2 separate regions of the Homo sapiens genome follow, and region 1 is linked to region 2. Evidence: chromatin loops called from intact Hi-C (ENCODE). Cell type or tissue: GM12878. All regions are shown on one strand. Links, peaks and the distances in the headings refer to the core of each region. The heading gives the core; the rest is flanking DNA. Region 1 overlaps SLC7A11 (solute carrier family 7 member 11). Region 2 overlaps LINC00616 (long intergenic non-protein coding RNA 616).

The links. A loop is a pair of places that touch in the nucleus more often than their neighbours do. Peaks named below come from ENCODE experiments on the same cell type or tissue, not always from the same donor. Only the 100,000 strongest peaks of a DNase experiment are listed, where the experiment ranks them.
Region 1: it touches region 2 in a loop (2.1-fold over the local background); 4 of 110 quality-filtered maps call a loop at or near these places.

The regions. Positions count from the first base shown.
Region 1 is chr4:138,184,734-138,194,623 of GRCh38, reverse strand. SLC7A11 (solute carrier family 7 member 11) reads left to right here. Exons shown (of 12, transcript NM_014331.4): 7 at 9,380-9,503. Among named protein-coding and RNA genes, the nearest start is that of SLC7A11, 53 kb to the left of the region's middle. RefSeq lists an enhancer at 3,896-3,955. In GM12878, for the core only: no CTCF peak of the experiment used is centred there; DNase peaks (open chromatin) are centred at 2,322 and 4,063; H3K27ac peaks cover 2,577 bases.
Region 2 is chr4:138,109,270-138,119,159 of GRCh38, reverse strand. The region is part of intron 3 of LINC00616 (long intergenic non-protein coding RNA 616); the gene reads left to right. All of the region lies in intron 3 of SLC7A11-AS1 (SLC7A11 antisense RNA 1), which reads right to left. Among named protein-coding and RNA genes, the nearest start is that of LINC00616, 16 kb to the left of the region's middle. RefSeq lists an enhancer at 5,041-5,950. In GM12878, for the core only: no CTCF peak of the experiment used is centred there; a DNase peak (open chromatin) is centred at 4,519.

The sequences.
Region 1 (9,890 bases), core at 829-8,828, 76 kb before region 2:
TATAGACATTTTTCTTGGTTGTGGGAATTTAGAGTATAAAGCTGAGGGAAATGATGGAAGCAAAGAGAAATTAAGAGATGGACAATTGTATGAACCACTTTTGTTTCCCTTGGGCAGAGAGTCCCTGAGCCATTAGATAGTGGCACTTGACTTGAGAAAAATGTTCCTAAAGAGAGGGACATGAATCTTTGTAGTCTAAGAAAAGGCATTAGTAAATACAAAATGAATGCACAAAAGCTTATTTTTCAAAAGTTTTAACTTTTGAGCTGAAAGATAAAAGATCACAACATTTCCATTTCTGCGGGGAATATGAATCTTTATAAATGGACAGCCTGAGGAGAGGAGAGGGAGGGCTTACAGGAGGTTCTGCCATTCTGAGAGCCTTTGTGACCTTTTCAGGAAACTGTCAACTGTTCCAACCAGGAGTCTTCATCACCACTTTCTTGACAGTGACATATTATCTCTCTGAACTGGCAGGGTGCTTAGCCCATCAACTCTGTTTTTTTCTCTTTCCCACCTTTCCCTCTGCTCCATTCAGCTGCTATGTCATGTCCTCTGTGGCCTTGGCATGTGGATTTACCACTTTAACTAAAGCCAGGCCATTTCTATTGGCTTCCCTATCAATTTTATACTTTTCCTACTAACATTAGCTTCATTTGCTAAAATTATTTTTCCCTTAATTACTCTAAGAGTATGAATAGAGATTTATTGCAGTGAAAAATTATTTTCAATTTTAGGGTCAAATATGTGCATACATACCTATATAATCATTCATATTTAGGCATTTTATAAAGCCAACTCATCTATATTTTATTTATTTATTTAAGATGAAGTCTCACTCTTGTTGCCCAGGCTGGAGTGCAGTGGCACAGTCTTGGCTCACTGCAACCTCCGCCTCCCGGGTTCAAGCGATTCTCCTGCCTCAGTTTCCCAAGTAGCTGGGATTACAGGTGCCTGCCACCATGCCTGGCTAATTTTTCTATTTTTAGTAGAGATGGGGTTTCACCATATTGGCCAACCTGGTCTCAAACTCCTGACCTCAGGTCCACCCGCCTCAGCCTCCCAAAGTGCTAGGATTACAGGTGTGAGCCACTGCACCAGGCCCAATTCCTATATATTTTAAACTATAGGAAGCCAGCATTGGGTCCACAAAGTGATGTAAAGACATGACTTTGAGCATCTAGAACAGTGATTTTAAAACCTACCTCAACTACTGGAACACATCTTTCTTTGATAGAATGTCAATACATAAAACTAGTAAGAGAGGACTCATCTGGTTGAAATGAGTGAGAACAGGATAGTCTATAATCCCATTGCTTATCTTATATTCTAATTCCCAGAGCACCCTACTTGAAAGCCAGTTGTTTAGTTGATCACTAGATATCAAAGTGAAATGATCAATATTAGTTGCACTTGCCTTTTTTGGTCAGAAATGTTGGAGGCAATTTTGGGTGGTAGAAGCAGTAGTTCGTTTGGTGGGATTGAATGTCTCCATGTTTACTTGTTTCATTTCTTATTATGCAGCAGAAATGTGATGGGGCCTGGTTGTGTGTGTATAGTATAAGTGTTGTCAGTTCCTTCTAAGACATGCGTTTACTGTCTAAGGGAATTTTGAACCTCATTCCCATTTACCATGCCAAAACATATATATCTATTTTATGTTGCCTTGTTTTTAGCATAAGAGTATATTTACTTAACGTTGCTTGTCTTATTATGAGTCCTTGGGCAAAACAAGAGGCAATTGTACTTTGTTCTTTGTTGGATGGGTGGCAGTTTTCAGAAATGCAACAGATTTTTAAATTTCAAAATAGCAAACAATGGGGTCTATCTTTCCTCTGTTTTGGGGAAGTAAGAATAATAATTATTTTCTCTCCTAGCTTTTAAAGATGAAAATCAGTTTTTATTTGATATTGTAATTTAGGACATCATTTTAATAATTTTATATCATATGCTTGTCTCATAAATAATATACTATACAATAAAATTTAATGAGGACCCACTTTAAGTCTTGTATAGACTAATTAAAAGCTACAAAAAAGTCTTGATATAATGAGGTCCTTCATTCTTTTATTAGTTAGAATAATGCTAGCTGTTACAACAGACAACCCACAAAATTTCAATGGCTTTAAACAATCAAAAGTTTATTTTTAAAAATTATATAACACTCCATTATTGGTGTCCCTGGCCACCAGTAGGCTTTCACGTTTATTCTGTGACCCGTATTCCTTTCATCATGTGGCTTTGTCATGCTATAGGTCCTTTGCAACTAGCTCACTCAGGAAAAGAATGTCACAAGGTGACACACTTAACCACCTTGGTCTTCAATGACACATCTACTCACATTCTGTTTGCAAGAATGAGTCACTTGCCCCTCCTAGATAAAAGAGGGGCTGGGAAATGTGGTGTCTGTTTTGGTAGCTGCTTCTCATAAATAACTTATACTTTGGAAAGAGAAAACAGACTTTTGGTGAGTAGTTGGTTGTCTGAGCTGTAAATCTGAATCTTAGAAACACTATTATAAAAATCGTTTACCGAAATGTTGCATTATCTTAGTGTTGTGTAGACCAAATCCTGAGGAAAATAATAAATTTTTTTAAAAAATTAAAAACAACCTAAGAGATACAAGAATTGAACATCAGTGTAAAATTTAATTTATTACTATTAAAATATTTTGTGTTCTTAGTTTTTTGTTAGTATTTTATTTAAAACCAATTTTGCTTTTGTACACTAGAACTTCCCTACAAATATGTTTGTGTTTATCCATGATAAATATGGATAACTGTAATGTATCTGGAAGACAAACTCTAAGTCTTTAGAAAATGAGAAAAAATGAGATGCAGACAATGCAAATTTTTTGTGTGTATGAAATGCAAGCAAATGAAAATTTACTCTCAAGCTACATTTTGCTGAATAATTTTATTTAGTCATGAATTTATTCTAATAGTAGAATAAAAATAATGAATAGATAAAACTGCTTATATTTATGTTTCTGATTGCTTATTATTCCATATTCCTGAGTTGTGAGTTTTCATTTTAGTTCATTTCTCTGTGTGGTGGTGGCTAAGAGTGACCCTTCTGGCCATTTTTCTATGTGGCTTTGCTGCACTTTTCTCCTTCCTTTATGCATCTCTGCACATTTTTCCATGAGCTTCCTTCAACCCTGCAGTCTTTTAATCTTTGTCTGTTCATTTCTTACATCTCCCTACAGGTCTCTCTGTCTTCTCTTCTTTTATGGAGTTCTTCATCTGTGGACAATGGAGAATGGTGAGATTTAGATTAGACATCAGTGGTATTGAAATTTAAAATGTCTCAGTGAAAACACCCATAGCCTTGCCGTGGTTCAGTAAGAAGCAGAGGGCAGGTGTTTGATGCTGGAAATCAGTGAGATCACTGTGCACATTTATGTAACAATATGCTCGGCCCATCACTTTGTTCAGCCTTGGCCCAGAATCATCATTAAGCATGAACATGAACCACAGACCTTTAAAAAATGTTCATAAATAGGCTTATTGAATGTTTTCTTTCTCTTGCTATATTTTTTTCAGTGACCACCTATGCCTTCCCTGCAACTATGTGCTATGTCTCTTCAAATACATTTCATTTATAATGTTTTTAATAGCCAAATTCCCACTCAGTAGAAAACTAGAGTTACTGCCATAGCACTAAATGACAGTGAGGCAAAATCACTGAAAACACACAAAGAAATGTGTGTTCTTCTACAGATGCTCTCAGTCATCTGTAGTCCAATTTTTTTCATGTCTGGAAAACTATTTGTTTTCTTGAACGCTTACTTGTACTTCAATCCCTGCTAGAAATGTCAGAAATCAGAGAGGCAGATAGGACTGTTCCATGTCAAGGGGTCTCTGGAGAGTTTAGTGTGAGCAAGAGTCAGGGAAAGTATGTCAAAATGTATGGAAGAAAACTCATGTGAATGAAAAATACGGATAGCTTTTCTTTGAAATGTACTCATTTACTTTTTTTGTCTGCAACACATGACTGAAGTTTGAAGGGTAGAATAAAATTAACAGCTGTGGTAATAAGATAGAGTACTTCTGCAAAAAAGTAAATTGGTGGGTTGAAAAGAGAGAAGTGAGAGATGTTTGCGTCATTTCTGGGTCAGACCTACAGAAAAGCTTTCAAGGTCTTTACAGGGTCACTGTAAAGAAAATGTGAAACAAGTATGATTCAAAAATAAATGCTTTGAATCAAAAGGTACTTAATATAATTATAAGTACTTTATGTTGAGATAAATTACAGCTCCATGTCAATTGTATGTAAAGAAATAGTCCCCAGTTTCCCTTTATGTTTTAAATCTTACATTTTAAGGTATTTGCCATTTTTTGTTCTTCTTAATTTTTTCTCTTTCCCTCCTTTCTTTTTTTCTGAATGCCAAGTACATTTGTTAAAATATTTAGAATTTTTAAATAGAAATGTGAAGCATCAACCATTTCTCTCCAGAACACACAAATGTAGGTTTTGACAGAACTGCCTATCCTCATGCCTAGCCCCACAGCACAAAGACAAGCTTAGATGCCCCGGGATCCATGAGTTCTGTAGTCACCATTGTATGTGTCCAACAGAGGGGAGTGTATATGATCTATTTGGACTTGCACAAATCTCAGAAGACTGTATTCATGTTATAAAATAATCTTGAAATATCCTAAATTCAGACGATTAGAGAATTACTCATGTAATTCAGACCACTCATGTGGGCTGAATGTCAGAAATCCTTCTAACCTTCAGGTCTCCTTGACTTCTCTGGAGAATCAAGCTAGGTTTACTCATTTCATTTTCATAGCAAGGATCACTTTTAGCGAAAATGATGCACTGGAAACAATAGTCATTTCTGATGCTCCATGATAGAGTTGCAAAGCATGCTTTAAAAAATGCACCTTATTCTGCATTATTTGCAAGTTTACTTGTGGTGTGAATGTTTTTTCTACTATTTCTACTATTAGATGTGAAGAAAAGTATACTTGGCTTAAAATGTGTCACACCATGACAATTAGTCTTCTAATATTTGCCTCATTTATATAAAATATAATACATGTTTGTCAGCATGTAAAGGTCCTGGGGGCCTTGTACCTAGAGTTAAAGCAGGCACAAAGCAGCCATGACATTGTGACAAGATATACCATGCGTGTGGAACTCAGGGCCAGAAGAGGTGGGTTCTGGTTCCAGCCCTCCCGCTTACTACTTTTGTGACCTTGGTTATGTCACTCAACCTCTCTGAGCCTTGGTTTTCTTGTTTAAAAATTGCGGGTATTACTTCCTGTTTCCATGGGTTGTTGTAAATTTTGTTTGCCCATGCTCCTTCTCATTCCACAAACGATTTAAAATGACATGCATATATTTAAAGATAAAATAAGATGTATTTGCCAGTGCTTTGTAGATTATACAAACATAAGTTGCCTGCCATCATTATAGGGCCATTTTCATTTCTGGGGAGGCCTATCACTCGGAACAAAAATGCTTCTAAGCACATGTTTTAGAGATTTCCATTTAACAATTTCAAATAAAGCAAGTATGTGTGACGTAGACTGGTTGTAAGTGCCAATTTAAAATAAGCCCATAAGAAAAGAAGACTATCCAAGACCTTTTCGACTGAAGACCATTTACAACTAATAAAAATAGCAGACTCTCACATACTTAATGCCTGTTAATTGAAAAGAGCATATATGACAAAAAGCTGTTAGGATTAAGTAACTCTTGTAAATGGTATTTCGTTAGTCATAACAAACATGTACTAACATTTGAGAAAGAATAGAACTTAATTTTGTTAAGAGTGAGTCATTTTTACTCAGCTTAAAAATTATGCTTTTGTTGCATTTAGGATTGGTGGATACCTCACAAGAACACAGAGGCTTTGAAATATCCGTGGCCTACTGGTTCCTTCCTCTAATTCCCTTCATTATCAAGTGCCATTTGCCTTAATCTTGGGTTACTAGTAATGCTATCTGCGCTGTGCGTCTAAAGCCTCCAGAAAGATTGCTCAGGCATGGCCTAATAGCTTTTATCAGTTCACCCAGTGGCTCTTACACTTTGATACCTGAAACCTAGAGTTAACTGTGTAGGACCAAGCTCTTCTGAAGGAGTCAACTGCTCTCCTCTGTCAATAATGGCTGTTTATGCCAAAACAGCCAAGAGAACCTCCCCACCCCCTTCCCTCTGTCAAAGTGAAATGGAACCTAAGAATGGAAGCTAGTGGCTATTTTGCCATACCCCAACCAACTTGCTATTGCTTAATTCCATCTAATTATCAGCTGGGCGTCGTGGCTCATGCCTGTAATCCCATCACTTTGGTAGGCCGAGGCAGGAGGATCACTAGAGGTCAGGAGTTTGAGAACAGCCTGGCCAACATGGTGAAACCCTGTCTCTAATAAAGATAAAAAAATTAGCTGGGTATAGTGATGGGTGCCTATAATCCCAGCTACTGGGAGGCTGAGGCAGGAGAGTTGCTTGAACTTGGGAGGCAGCAGTTGCAGTGAGCTGAGATTGTGCCCCTGCACTCAAGTCTGGGCGACAGAGTGAGACTCTATCTTAAAAAAAAAGAAAATTTTTTTAAAAAAGAATAATTATAGAGAAATTACTGGATATGCTGTGCATTGCAACAAGATTAGACTCTTTCTCCTTTGTTTATATTTTAAGCTGTTATTTTTCTCACTAATATCTGTGTAGTATATTTGGCTGATAGTAAGATTGTTAGTCTGTTTCTGTTTATCTGAGGCATGGTTACCTTCCCTCCTTCTCTATAAAAAAAAGTTTTTTTAGGGAAATTTATTGTGAGCTTCTGTTTTCTTTTAAATAATACATAATTTTAAAATTCTATTTCCCAAACAGTGAAACGATTTGAAAACATTCACTTGACATTACAATTCATGTTACACAGAAAAGTGATAAAAATCATGAAATCAGTTTGCCCCCTTCTTTATGATAGATAAAACTGTAGTGTTAAAGAATACATGAGAAATACTAGTTTGATAAAAGCTCTAATAAACTTTATATTAAACAACCATGATTTTCCTTAAAAGTAATAGAGTTGAGGGACCCACATGCTTGAAAGTGAATACACTTTGGTGGTCCAAATGCCCGAATTTCAAGGTAGGGTGTGTATGCACCTGAATTCTGGGGCTTCCACTTACTAATTGTGTATCCTTAAATAGTTATTTAAGCTCTCGAAGACTTTATTTTTCTCATATATAAAATGTGCTGATGTTCCTAACTCACAGAATTTTCTAAGGACAAAAGGAGACACGTATGTAAAGTGCCTAATAAAATGTTGGGCACATAGCAGCCCAATGGTAGCAGCTGCTCCTGTTATTTTTGTTATTAACAAACAGAATGAAGGGAAACCAACCTAGAAGGTTAGATTTTCTAGGTTCCCTTCTGCTTAGATCAATTTAGGAAACGGCCCTCAGAGAGACTGTAATGTCTAGGCAGGAAACAGGCAGGGGGCTGACTTGGAGGAGCTGGACTGGGAAGGTAAATTCTATGCTGGGAGAGCCACAATCCCAAATTTCAGACTTACTTCTTTCTGCTATTTTGCAGCATCATGTGATGTGACCGTACTCTCTGTTTTGGATAGGTTACTTCACTGCAATTAATAATGTCACTTCATTTTTTATCAATGGAAACTTTATATACCTTAAGCATATGCTTGCAAGGAACAGAGAGTCTTTTTCTCTTCTTCTTTTCCTCTCTTCCTCTCTCCTCCATAGAAAGAATTTACTCCCCATATGGGGATCTTATAAAAGCTGAAAGGATTCAAGGTCAAAATAATACACTGAGTGGTTGAAAAGCTGTGTATACACCTTCATGTTCTCCTTCTTACCCTTTTGCATTTACAATAGCCCTTCTTACGAAGAAACAGAATTCATCTTTAATTTGCTTTATGCCATTTATCCTTTTATATTTGATTGGCTCAGTGATTTTCTTTACTTAAATGTAGCATTTATCAACCACAACTAGCAGTGCATGTTATAGTGTTAACAGAAAATTCCACAGGACCCTCTTCACACTAGGGAAGGGGACCATCTGCTACTTTCATATTAGGATGTCAGGATTTAGAGGTCAATGTGTTTCCTCATCAAGGCTGAAGGCTTTGGGAATCCGGGGAAGTGTCAGGCTCCAAGCAGCATAATGAATGACAGTTGCTGACTGGCTAGGCTAGCATGTTTTCAACAGGGGATATCGCTGTTCGGTATAATGTGCTGGGACTTAGTGTGCTAAAAACACCCAGCTTGGGTAGTGAGGCAGGCTGTGCCTTTTCCCCCCTGATTCTGAACTGCATTTTCATCTTGGAAGAAATTATATTGAGGTCTTCATTAGTGGCACCCAGCAGGGTGAAGGCTCCGTGAGGGCTGATAAGCACTATGGCTGAAAAACGATCAGCCTTTGTGCAGGCAGTTGAAGGTTTAAGTTGCCTGAACTGGAGAGAGTCTGAAGAGGCGATTATGTTAAGCAAGTAATGTGTATTGGTAACGTGGAATCAAATTATTAGGGTCAGTAACTTCCTGGCTTTCCCAGTGCATTAAATGAAGACATAATATTGCATTTGTGTCGGGTACTTCTTGATGCCACATAATGTCAGCACTGTCCGGTCGTCCGTACTTCACAGCATGTCACCTCTAATTTCATGGGATTATCTGCGCTGTTGCATTATTAGATACTCACGATCTTGAGCTTCCTTTGAACTCACAGCAGGGCAGTGCAAAGTCATTATTGTGAACACTTCTGTGCTTTCTTGTCTTATATACAAAATTATGGCCACATTTAGAAAGGTAGATATATCCCACTATCATACTTCCAAAAGTGTGCGTTTATTTGGTGGGAATGAAAGCTATTGATGGAAAAAACATTGAATGTGAAAAGTGTTTTAAAGGACTAGTGTTAGAAAGGTGTCAAGGCAGTGAATTAGTATTAGAAATGTTTATAGGACAGTGGTTCTCAAAGTGTGGCCTGATCAGCAGCCTCAGAATCACCTAGGAACATATAAGGAATGCAGATCCTACTGAATTGGAAACTGTGGGGTGGAGCTCAGCAGTCTGTGTTTTAACAAGCCCTGCAGGTGATTCTGATGCATCTCAAGTATGAGAAACACTGCTGTAGCATTTACGGAGTACATGAATGACATAAATCCATATGTTCTGGGGTATAGCAATAGACAAGACAGACGAAGTATCTGCCCCCATGGACCTTATTAAGTTACAAAGGAATATGTGGTTTTTTGCCCTGATGAAATGTTTATACATACCCAACAGAGCCTATAATTATTGTAGATACCATTATATTCTTCATTTGAATTAGCCTGTTATTTTCTTCGGTATCAGAGAATGGCTAACAAAAGATAATGAATAAGTGATTCCTTTGTGCATTTCAGAACCATTCCCCTTGCAATATGTATATCCATGGCCATTGTCACCATTGGCTATGTGCTGACAAATGTGGCCTACTTTACGACCATTAATGCTGAGGAGCTGCTGCTTTCAAATGCAGTGGCAGTGGTAAGTCCAAGTTGGGAAAATGCCAATTGGAATTTAGGTTAATGAGCTGATGCAATTTTATAGTAGTTCCCTCTAGCAGAAAGTGTTTTGAAATTCAGTAATCTTTTCTTGACCTGAATAATAGTGAATATTTAAAAAATTTAGAGCATACCTTAGCATATTCCATTTAACTGATATATCTAAATTCCTATATGATTTCCCATTATTTCTAATTTCTTATAAAACAGTTTCACACATACATGCTTGAAAATCTGCCAAAGCTTATTCTCCCAGCATGTCTTTAAAGATAGGTGGACAGTTATTGAATCTAAATAAATGCATTTTTTCTATGCAAATTACAATTTATTCTGTACACTTTCCTGTTTGTAAACTTTTCATATGCGAACT
Region 2 (9,890 bases), core at 1,125-9,124:
AGGATGCTCACTCTTGGCACTACGTTCAACATAGTATTGGAAGTCCTTGCCAGAGCAATTAGACAAGAGATGAAAATAAAATACATATAATTAGGAAAGTAAGAAGTAAAATGGTCACTCTTTGCTGATGACATATTCGTATATATAGGAAACCCTACAGACTAAATTAAAAAAAAAAACTTGTTGGAATTAATGAACAAATACATTAAAGTGGTAAGATACAAAAATCAACATGCAAAAACTAGTCAAATTTTTGCATGCTAATAACAAACTATCTGAAAAAGAAAGAAAACAATCCCATTTATAATAGTGACAAAAATTAACATACTTAGGAATAAATTTAATCAAGGAACTAAAATATGTGTACACTGAAAAGTTTAAAACATTGATGAAAGAAATTGAAGAAGACCCAAATAGATGGAAAGATATCCTATGTTTGTGGATTGAAATAATTAATAGTTAAAATATTCATTCTACCCAAGGTGATTTATAGATTCAATGTAATTACTGTAAAAATGTCTGTTTTATTTTTCATAGAAATAGAAAAAAAAATGCTAAAATTCATATAGAATAACAACAAACCTTGAATAGCAAAGGCAATCATGAGCAAAAAGAACAAAGCTGGAGGTGTCACACTAGCTGATTTTAAACAATACTAGGGAGTTCTCTAGTAATTAAAACAGCATGATGCTAGAAAAAAAAAAAAAAGACGTATCAACCAGCAGACTGGTTGAAGAGAGCCCAGAAATCAACCAATGCATGCACAGTTGATTGATTTTCAACAAACCTGCCAATAATACATGGTGGAAAAAGGATAGTCTCTTCAACATATGGTGGTGAAAAAACTAGATATCCACATGAACAATATTGGACCCTTATCTCACAGCATAAATGAACTAAAAATGGATTAAAAACTTAAACTGAAGACCAGAAACTGTAAAACTACTAGACAAAACACAGGGGGAAAACTATACAACATTTGTCTTAGCAATGATTTTTTGGATTTGACACCAAAAGAACATGCAACAAAAGCAAAATAGACAAATGGAGTTCTATCAAACTAAGAAGCTTCTGCACAGCAAAGGAAACAATTAATATAGGGGAACAACCTATGGATTGGAAGAAAATATTTGCAAGCCAAACATCTGATAAAATGTCAATATTCAAAATATATAAGGAGATCAAACAACTCAATAGCAAGAAGACAAAAAGCCCAATTTAAAAATGGGCAAGGGGCCTAAATAAGCACTTCTTAAAGGAAGACATACAAATGGCCAACAGATATATGAAAAAATACTCAACATCACTAATCATCAGGGAAGTGCAAATTAAAATCAGAATGAAATATCATCTCACATCTGTCAGAATGGCTATTATCAAAAAGATAAACAATAACAAAGGTAAGTAAGAATGTGGAGAAAAGAAAACCCTTGTACACTGTTGTTGGGAATGTAAACTGGTATAACCACCTTGAAAAACTATATGGAAATTCCTTAAAAAACTAAAAATAGAATTACATGAGGCAAAAACCATATTTCTAGGTATTTACCCAAATATTTGAAATACGTTTGTTGAGAAGGTGTGTGCACTCCCATGTTCACTGCAGCAGCCAAGTCATAGAATCAATCTAATTGTCCATCAACAGATAAATGGATAAGGAAAATGTCGTTTATATACACAATGGAATACTCTTCAGCCTTATCAAAGAAGGAAATGTTATTTGCATGTATGCAATTGGAGAACATTATGCTAATTGAAATATGACAGGCCCAGAAAAACAAATACTGCGTGTTCTCGACTATATATAGTATCTTAAAAGAGTTGAACACATAGAAGTAAGAGAGTAGAAAGTGGTTATGGAGGTTGAGGGATGGGATAATGGGGAAATGATGATCAATATGGGTTTTTTTTAAATATCTATTGCACACTGTGGTGGATATATTAATAGTTGATAATGGAGTATTCTACATTTCAAAATTGCTGAGAGTAAATGTCAAACGTTCTCACTACCAAAAAATGTTAAGTATTTGAGGAAACGGATGATTTAACAAGTTTGATTTAATTATTCACATTGTATTCATGAATCATAACATCATATTGTACTCCACAATTTTCTACAATTATAAATTGTGAATTTACAATTCTAAATAATGAGAAAAATGAATATATGGCTTGTCTTGGTGTTAGGAACAAATTAGGAGATTTGTCTTAGTGTTAGGAGCAAATTAGACAGATTTTTCCTAAAACCTCGAGCTAGTTTTGAAATCATTGTATTTTAAAAAAAAATGCACCTATAATAGTCATTTCCTTTTCATTTAATAATATACTATACTTCTATGTAACATTTTGACTTTAGGATACTAAAGTATAAATAAGATTAGATAACTTTAATTTTATGTGTTATTATTCATACTCTGCATTATTAAAAATGTGTAAAGGGGCTAACTTGTAAGATTAAGATACCAATTTTTTTAAAGCAAGAAATTAAAGGAAAATAGGAAAACTGAGATAAATATTAAAACATAAAATGCATCACATAATATCCAATATACTTGGTTGAAAATCTGACCTCAATTTTCCTGTTAATACGGAAAACATTTAAGAAGGATTTTATTCCTTATACTGTAGGATTTTTCCTATACATCTTACTATGAGCTTATAAGAAATATATACTTCCAACATGATATATTTAACAAAAGAACAAAATAGTGAGAAAAGATTGTTAAATCAAGTATGAAAGCAAACTAAATTTTAATCAAAGCATAACATAAATTAGTTTTCGGGTCCAACTTTTAGGTGGTATGATATATCTCCTGGTTGTATGAGGAACAAATGAAGAGAACATTAAAGTGGACATTTGCATATTTTTGTGGTAATATTTATTCAGCATCCCTCATATGCCTTGAGATTATAGTAAATACTTTTATTATGATAAATTTTTCAGATTGATTGACTAGGTTCATGAGGAACTATAAATAAATATTCAATATAAGCTGAATATATCTAGTTATCTCTATAAAACATATGGGAATGCCAGTGATACTGGCCAGTTGGGAGAACATCCAGAGGTATATTTGGATACTGATGCCCCTTTTCTTTTTCCGTAAGTCATGCAAATATTCTCTGTTCTCAGATGTTAGTTAAAATAATGTTAACAATGTTTATTGAGTAACAGTTATGTGTCACAGTATGTAGTTGCTACAGTTGATATTAAGAAAGAGTAAATCCATAACTTAAGGTGCTTATAATATATTAAAGGTATAAGACAAATTTAAGAATATAATACACAATCTAGTAAGGAAGGCTGTCAAGAAGTATCAACAATGTCTGATACAGTGCAGATGAGGGAAGGATGGCTTCTTTTGAGGGACAGAAAAAAAGGTTTCATGGAAGAGGTGATATTTGAAATGGGTCTGGAAGAATTGATATGATTTGAACCAGAGGATAAAGGTGTTCCATGCAGAAAGAATGCCATCATTCTAAGAGCCCAGGTGGCATTCAGTTCTGTTCACATCCTTAACTCTCTGTCCCCAGACCCCAAAGAAGCAGTCACAATAGGAAAAGTCATTTCATTTCTACTCTTATTTACAGAGCTTTAGCCTGCATCTCACACGCTCCAGTTTGAAGCACGTGTCCTGTCCTCTCTCGGTGTGCCTGGCTTCATTAAGGAATCCTCATTTTTGTAGCACTCATTAAAACTGACAACTTATTTGGATGGTCTGCATGACTTTTCTCATCAGCAACTCTGAGAGTTGCTCTGACTCAAATCACTTCCTAGTGCCCCAGCAGCTGCCTATTGATAAGATTACAAGGGATACCTCTTCTCTATTCCTCTCCCTCCTTTCCCCCTGAACCAGGCATATAACATCCCACACTCCAGACTAGTTGACTCCAGGGCCCTGATTTTCTACCTGTCTGGGGTCAGGATAAGATAATAGGAAAGCACCATATAACACAGGAACTGTGAGTAATCTAGTTTACTAGGAACAGGAGATACACTCAGGAGATTGGTAAATTGTCGGCTGGAAAGATAATCTAGGCTCATATTGTAGAAGTCTTTGAGTGACAAGCTGAGAAAATTGTATTTGATTTGATAAGAAACGAGAATCCAATGGAGGATTTTGAGCAGAGCTTACTGTTTGCATTTAGCTCTCTCTCTCTCTAGGTACTGGGTATATGTATGAGTGTGTGTGTTCTCCATGATATATTCTTATAGGAAAAAGAATAGGGTCTATTAGATTTTCTTTGCATAGTGCCACTCACAACTGTGTGCACATAAGAAAGACTTTGTGGAGATGAGGATGATGAGGAAATTTGGGAAAGTTTATTAGACCACAGGGCTTTGCAAAATGTCACATTCATAAAGGGCTCAAGCATTCCTGAGAGGGAAACATAAAGATTGTCAAAGAGAAAGTAGGCAATGCCAGTAAAAATGGAATAGGTATTTACCCTGTGGAAGTCTTTAGTTTTAACTGGCAGAGACTAGATGGAAACTGAAACAAATCTCAGAGTTTCATGCTCTGCTGACAGCAGAGATGTGGTTCAGTTAGCATCTTGCCGAGTGTTTAAAGGATGTGAAACTCTTGCAGTTTACAGTACATTTGGCAGCTCCCTGTTGGATAATCTTTTTTATGTGTATTCTGTTTAGAAGTGAATTCTACACCAGTTATTTTAAGTATTAGTTTTTAAATCTGTTGCTGTGTTAATTATAGCAAGGACAGCAGCAACACAATAATAGGCTGATGGGAATGTTTTATTTAATGAATCAAGGAAATATCCACCAGGGCTGTATAGAAATGGCAGTGGACTGAAAATAATCAAATATGAATGGGTTTAGGTAGCCAATGGCACTGACAGCTTATGAAGCTGAACACCAGATTTTTTTTTTCCTGCTGTAGTTTATGTGAGAGTCACTGAAGAAAATAACCCTTGGCATGATTATATTTTCTTGTGGAATGTAACTAATTTCACAGTGGAATAATTTTGACAAGAGTTCTTAGTTTCCTTCCATATGTTTTATTTCATTTTTTTAAAAAAGAGGCCTTTGCCCTGGCACATTTGAGTGCTATTGAGCACCATAGGAAAACTTTATTTTTTGTGCCAGAAAAAAAAAAGAAAGGTGAGTCACGGTAAATTGCTCTTACACAACTGCATGCTAGCATGAAGACCTCAAAACCAAACAAAGCAAGAGGCCATCTTGACTCCTCATCAAGGTCTGAAGCAAAGTGAAAATTATGGATGAACATTTAATATTAAGTTCCACACCTTCCCTCTGCCCCTGCAGACCAGGTATATAACCACCTTTGTTTTAAAGACAGGTGGAGGAGTTACTGTGTTTTCATTCAAATACATAAACATTTGAAAAGCCATAGCATGAGAATAAGTGGCTGAAGTTATAGAAAATTAAATAATTTTTACCCTTTTCCTGTAAAAAGCTATCCTACAACTTGTATGTACAATATGTAAGGAGGAAAATAAAGGATACCTAGCAGTAGTACTGATTGATGTTGGATTTTTTGAAGCGCAGGCCTTTCATTTCCTTGAATTTTCCATTGATTTACTTCAAAGTGTCATTTCAAAATAGCTTTCTGGGACTAGGGATCTTGGCATGAAATCTTCAGTATGTTCTAGGATACTTTATTCTGGCACTTATTTATCTTATAGATTAAAAAGAAACTTAGAGCCTTAAATGGTTGGTTATGTGAGCTTGCCTCTTCCACCTCCACCCCATACACATAAACACACATACATAGGCACACACACACACACATCTTTTCCTGCTGATATTTTTAAATTGTACTCCGAATAAAAACCAGTTGTCAGGCCTCTGAGACCAAGCCTGCACGTATACATCCAGATGGCCTGAAACAACTGAAGAACCACAGAAGAAGTAAAAAATAGTCAGTTCCTGCCTTAACTGATGACATTCCACCATTGTGATTTGTTCCTGTCCCACCCTAACTGATCAATTGACCTTGTGACATTCCTTCTCCTGGACAATGAGTCTCAGAAGCTCCCCATGGAGCACCTTGTGACCGCCGCCCCTGGCCGCAAGCCAACAACTTTCTTTAACTGTAATTTTCCACTACCTACCCAAATCCTATAAAACTGCCCCACCCCATCTCCCTTTGCTGACTCCTTTTTTTGGACTCAGCCCGCCTGCACCCAGGTGATTAAAAAGCTTTATTGCGCACACAAAGCCTGTTTGATGGTCTCTTCACCCCTACGCGCGTAACACCAATCTGCTGAATAATTTCTGCTTGTTGTAAAGGTAGAAAATAATTTTTTTCTCTACTTTTTCTGAGTTCTTAACTAGTCCCTCCAGTAACAAAAGATAGATTAAGAGGAGAAAAACAAATAGAAGTTTATTAACATTTAATCCTTAGATACACATTCATTCTAGATATTCACAGAAATTAGTCAATCTCAAAGATGTGGGCTTAGTTCAGGCTTAAATACCATCCTCTACTGAAAAAAAGAAAAAAGAGAGTTGGAGGACCAGTAATGTGGCGGTAACCAGGAAAAGCATGGAAAACAAGGGTAAGGTTTGTTATGCAGATTTAAGTCAGTGCCTTGTCTATTGATAACAATCTCTAATGATTTAAAGTCATTCGCTCCTGGTACAGAGAGGAAGACACCCTTACCAGTGGAGATTTTCTTTATAAATGTAAATTTCCCTTTACAAAAGGGTAACCTGTACTCTATTTTTAGGGCTTCTCATGTGTCTGTGGTACCTTCAAATAACCAGCTCAAAATAATCCTTATGCTAAGGAGTCATATTTCAGGGTGGCATATTCTGGTCTCCTACATAATTGATTGAACTAAATATCAGTAGAATAGGAAAAAGAAGAAGTAGGGCCACAACAAAACAAAGCTGTAAATGCTGTTAAATGTAGCTAATACCAATGTAATCATTAAAAATTTAACATGAATTTAAGCCCAAAAGAAAAAATAAGCACACAATAATTCATTAAAAAAATTTGTGGTTCATGTTCAGTACCTGGTAAGCTAATGTACAAGAGGCATGAAAAGTTGAATAAGATACCTGCTCTTGAGATCCTCAAAGTCTGATAGCAAATGTAGAAAGAATTATGACGTAGTATGGTGAGTTCTATAATAAATTACACCTGCCTTTGCAAAAATTATAACAGTGAGAAAATTATGACAGTGAAAGAGATCTGACCTAACCAACTTCATCTTGCTTTTAGCCTCTAAGCTGCCCTTGTTCATTCCTGGGAGAAGGCCAAGCTAACTTTTGGAGGAATTTCATTTATACTTTAACTTTGAAACAAAGATGACAACAGTTTCTCCTGACACAAAATCCCTCCTGGCCTGGGAACCAGACTGCCTTTGAAAAACTAACAAATTAGCCACAAGATTAGAAATTACAGCTCAGGAGTCATGCAGCCAGAGGCCACAAGATCACCAACCCCCTCAGTTGCTCCTATAGACAACATTACTATTGTAAAACCTAAGCTTGGTGTTTGTGGTATTTCTTAGGAAGTACATTCCGATGGATCAGCTGGCGCCACCTAGACTGGTGAACTGGCTCATCTGGTCTTGTTGTCCCCACCCAAGAACCTACTCAGTGCAAGAGAACAGCTTCAACCCTCGCAAATTAGCTTTAAAAAACCCTAGCCTCCAAATTTTTGGGAGGCTGCTTTGAGTAATAATAAAACTCTTGTCTCTTGTTTAGCTGGCTCTATGTGTATTAAACTCTGTCTTGTATTTCCCTTGTCTTGATAAATCAGCTTTATCTGGGCAGCAGGCAAGAAGAACCAGTTGGGTGGTTACAAAATGAATAGTTCACAGGCAGTGATGGGGCTCACATCATCCCAAAATATGATTGTAGGAGACCAGTATATACAACCCTAAAATATGCCTCTGTGGCATATTATTTTGAGAAACTGCAGACATAAAAGCAGCTCTGAAAAGTTGATCCTTTGTAAGAGAAATTGACATCTATAATGAAAATCTCTATTTGTAAGGGTGTCTCCCTCTCTGCACCCTGAAGAGAGAGATGAGTAATTGGAGAAGATATTGACTTAAATCTGCATAACAAACCTTATCTTTGTTTAAGGTGCTTTTCCTGGTCATATCATAACCAGGCCTTTCCCCACATCCTTCTTTCTTTGTTTCAGAGAACAATGGTATGTAAGCCTGAAGTTTAAATGCTTTTCTTTGAGATCTACTCTAGAGAATTACTCATTTCCTAGCTGTCTCATATAAAAATATACATGTTAATAAACGTGTTTATTTTCCTGCTATTAATGTATCTTTTGTTAGAGAGAGTCCCACATGAGAAATATGAATTGTAGGGAAAATTATTTTTTCTCCCCTACAACAACTAGAAAGTAAGGAGGGTTATTAGTAGCAGAGTCAAAAAGAAGAAAGCATACACTGGAAAAAATTGTAACTCATATAAAAACAAAACAGATCTAATTTTCTTAATATGTAAAAGGTTTCCATAAATGAGTAAGACTAATTACCTACTAGAAAAATGTGAAAATTATATAAGCAGATAATTCATTAAAAAGAGATACACATAACCCTTAAAATATGAAAAGGTGCTGAACTTGAATCATAATGAAAGAAATAAAACATAAAATTACACTGCAATAACATCTCTCACCTATAAAGATTGATAAAGATATGTAAGTTTGATACACAGTCTTATCAAGAATGTGGGAGAAATGTGAACTTCACATATTGCTTGAGAAAGTATAAATTGGTACAACACATATGGAGAATAAATGAAAATATTTACCATAATTTTATACTCTCTGATGGAACAATTCCAATTTATTCTGTGAGTATACTAGTATGTTTTTGCAAAATGATATATGTGTTACAGAAAGGGGTCCCAATCCAGACCCCAAGAGCAGGTTCTTGGATCTCATGCAAGAAAGAATTCAGGGCAAGTCTACAGTGCAAAGCAAAAGCAAGTTTATTAAGAAAGTAAAGTGGGCCAGACATGGTGGCTCATGCCTGTAATCCTAGCACTTTGGGAGGCCAAGGTGACAGATCACTTGAAGTCAGGAGTTCGAAACTAGCCTGGCATGGAAAACCCCAAGTCTACTAAAAAAACAAAAATTAGCCAGGCATGGTGGTGTGCACCTGTAATCCCAGCTACTCGGGAGGCTGAGGCAGGAGAATTGCTTGAACAAGGAGGCGAAGGTTACAGTGAGCCGAGATCATGCCACTGCACTCCAGCCTGGGCAACAGAGCTAGACTCTGTCTCAAAAAAACAAACAAACAAACAAAACAAAACAAAATTAATTAAATAAATGAAAGTAAAGTGGTGAAAGGACAGCTACTCCATAGACAGAATAGGACGTTCCTGAAAGTAAGAGGAGGAACGTGTCCACCCTAGTTACAATGCTTGTATATATATGTATATATATACATAGGATAAAAATAGATCTTGGGGAGATGTGCTCTGCTACAAGAGTTTGTGATAAAGGATTAATTTTATTAATTACTATATTTTGCAATAATTGATACTATTATCTTTAAAGCAAAACTATGAATGCCTTTGTTCTCCAGATAGCAGGATATCTGGACACTCCCAAGTCTGGGTCTGTTTCGTAAGCATTATTAATTTGTTCCCTTAACCATAAACCTCTAGAGGCTAAGGATGCCTCATTTTCTGGAAATGTAGCCCAGCAAGTCCCAGACTCATTTTCCTAGCCCTCACTCAAAATGGAGTTGCTCTGGTTCAAATGCCTCTGACATATGTACAGGACTATTAATTCCATCATTGCTCATAATAACAAAAGTTAAAAATCATTTAGAGTTTCATAAATAGGAGAGTGATTAAATATACTATACTACAACCCTGACATAAAATACTATACAGCTATATGGGAATAATGCTATACTCTCTATAC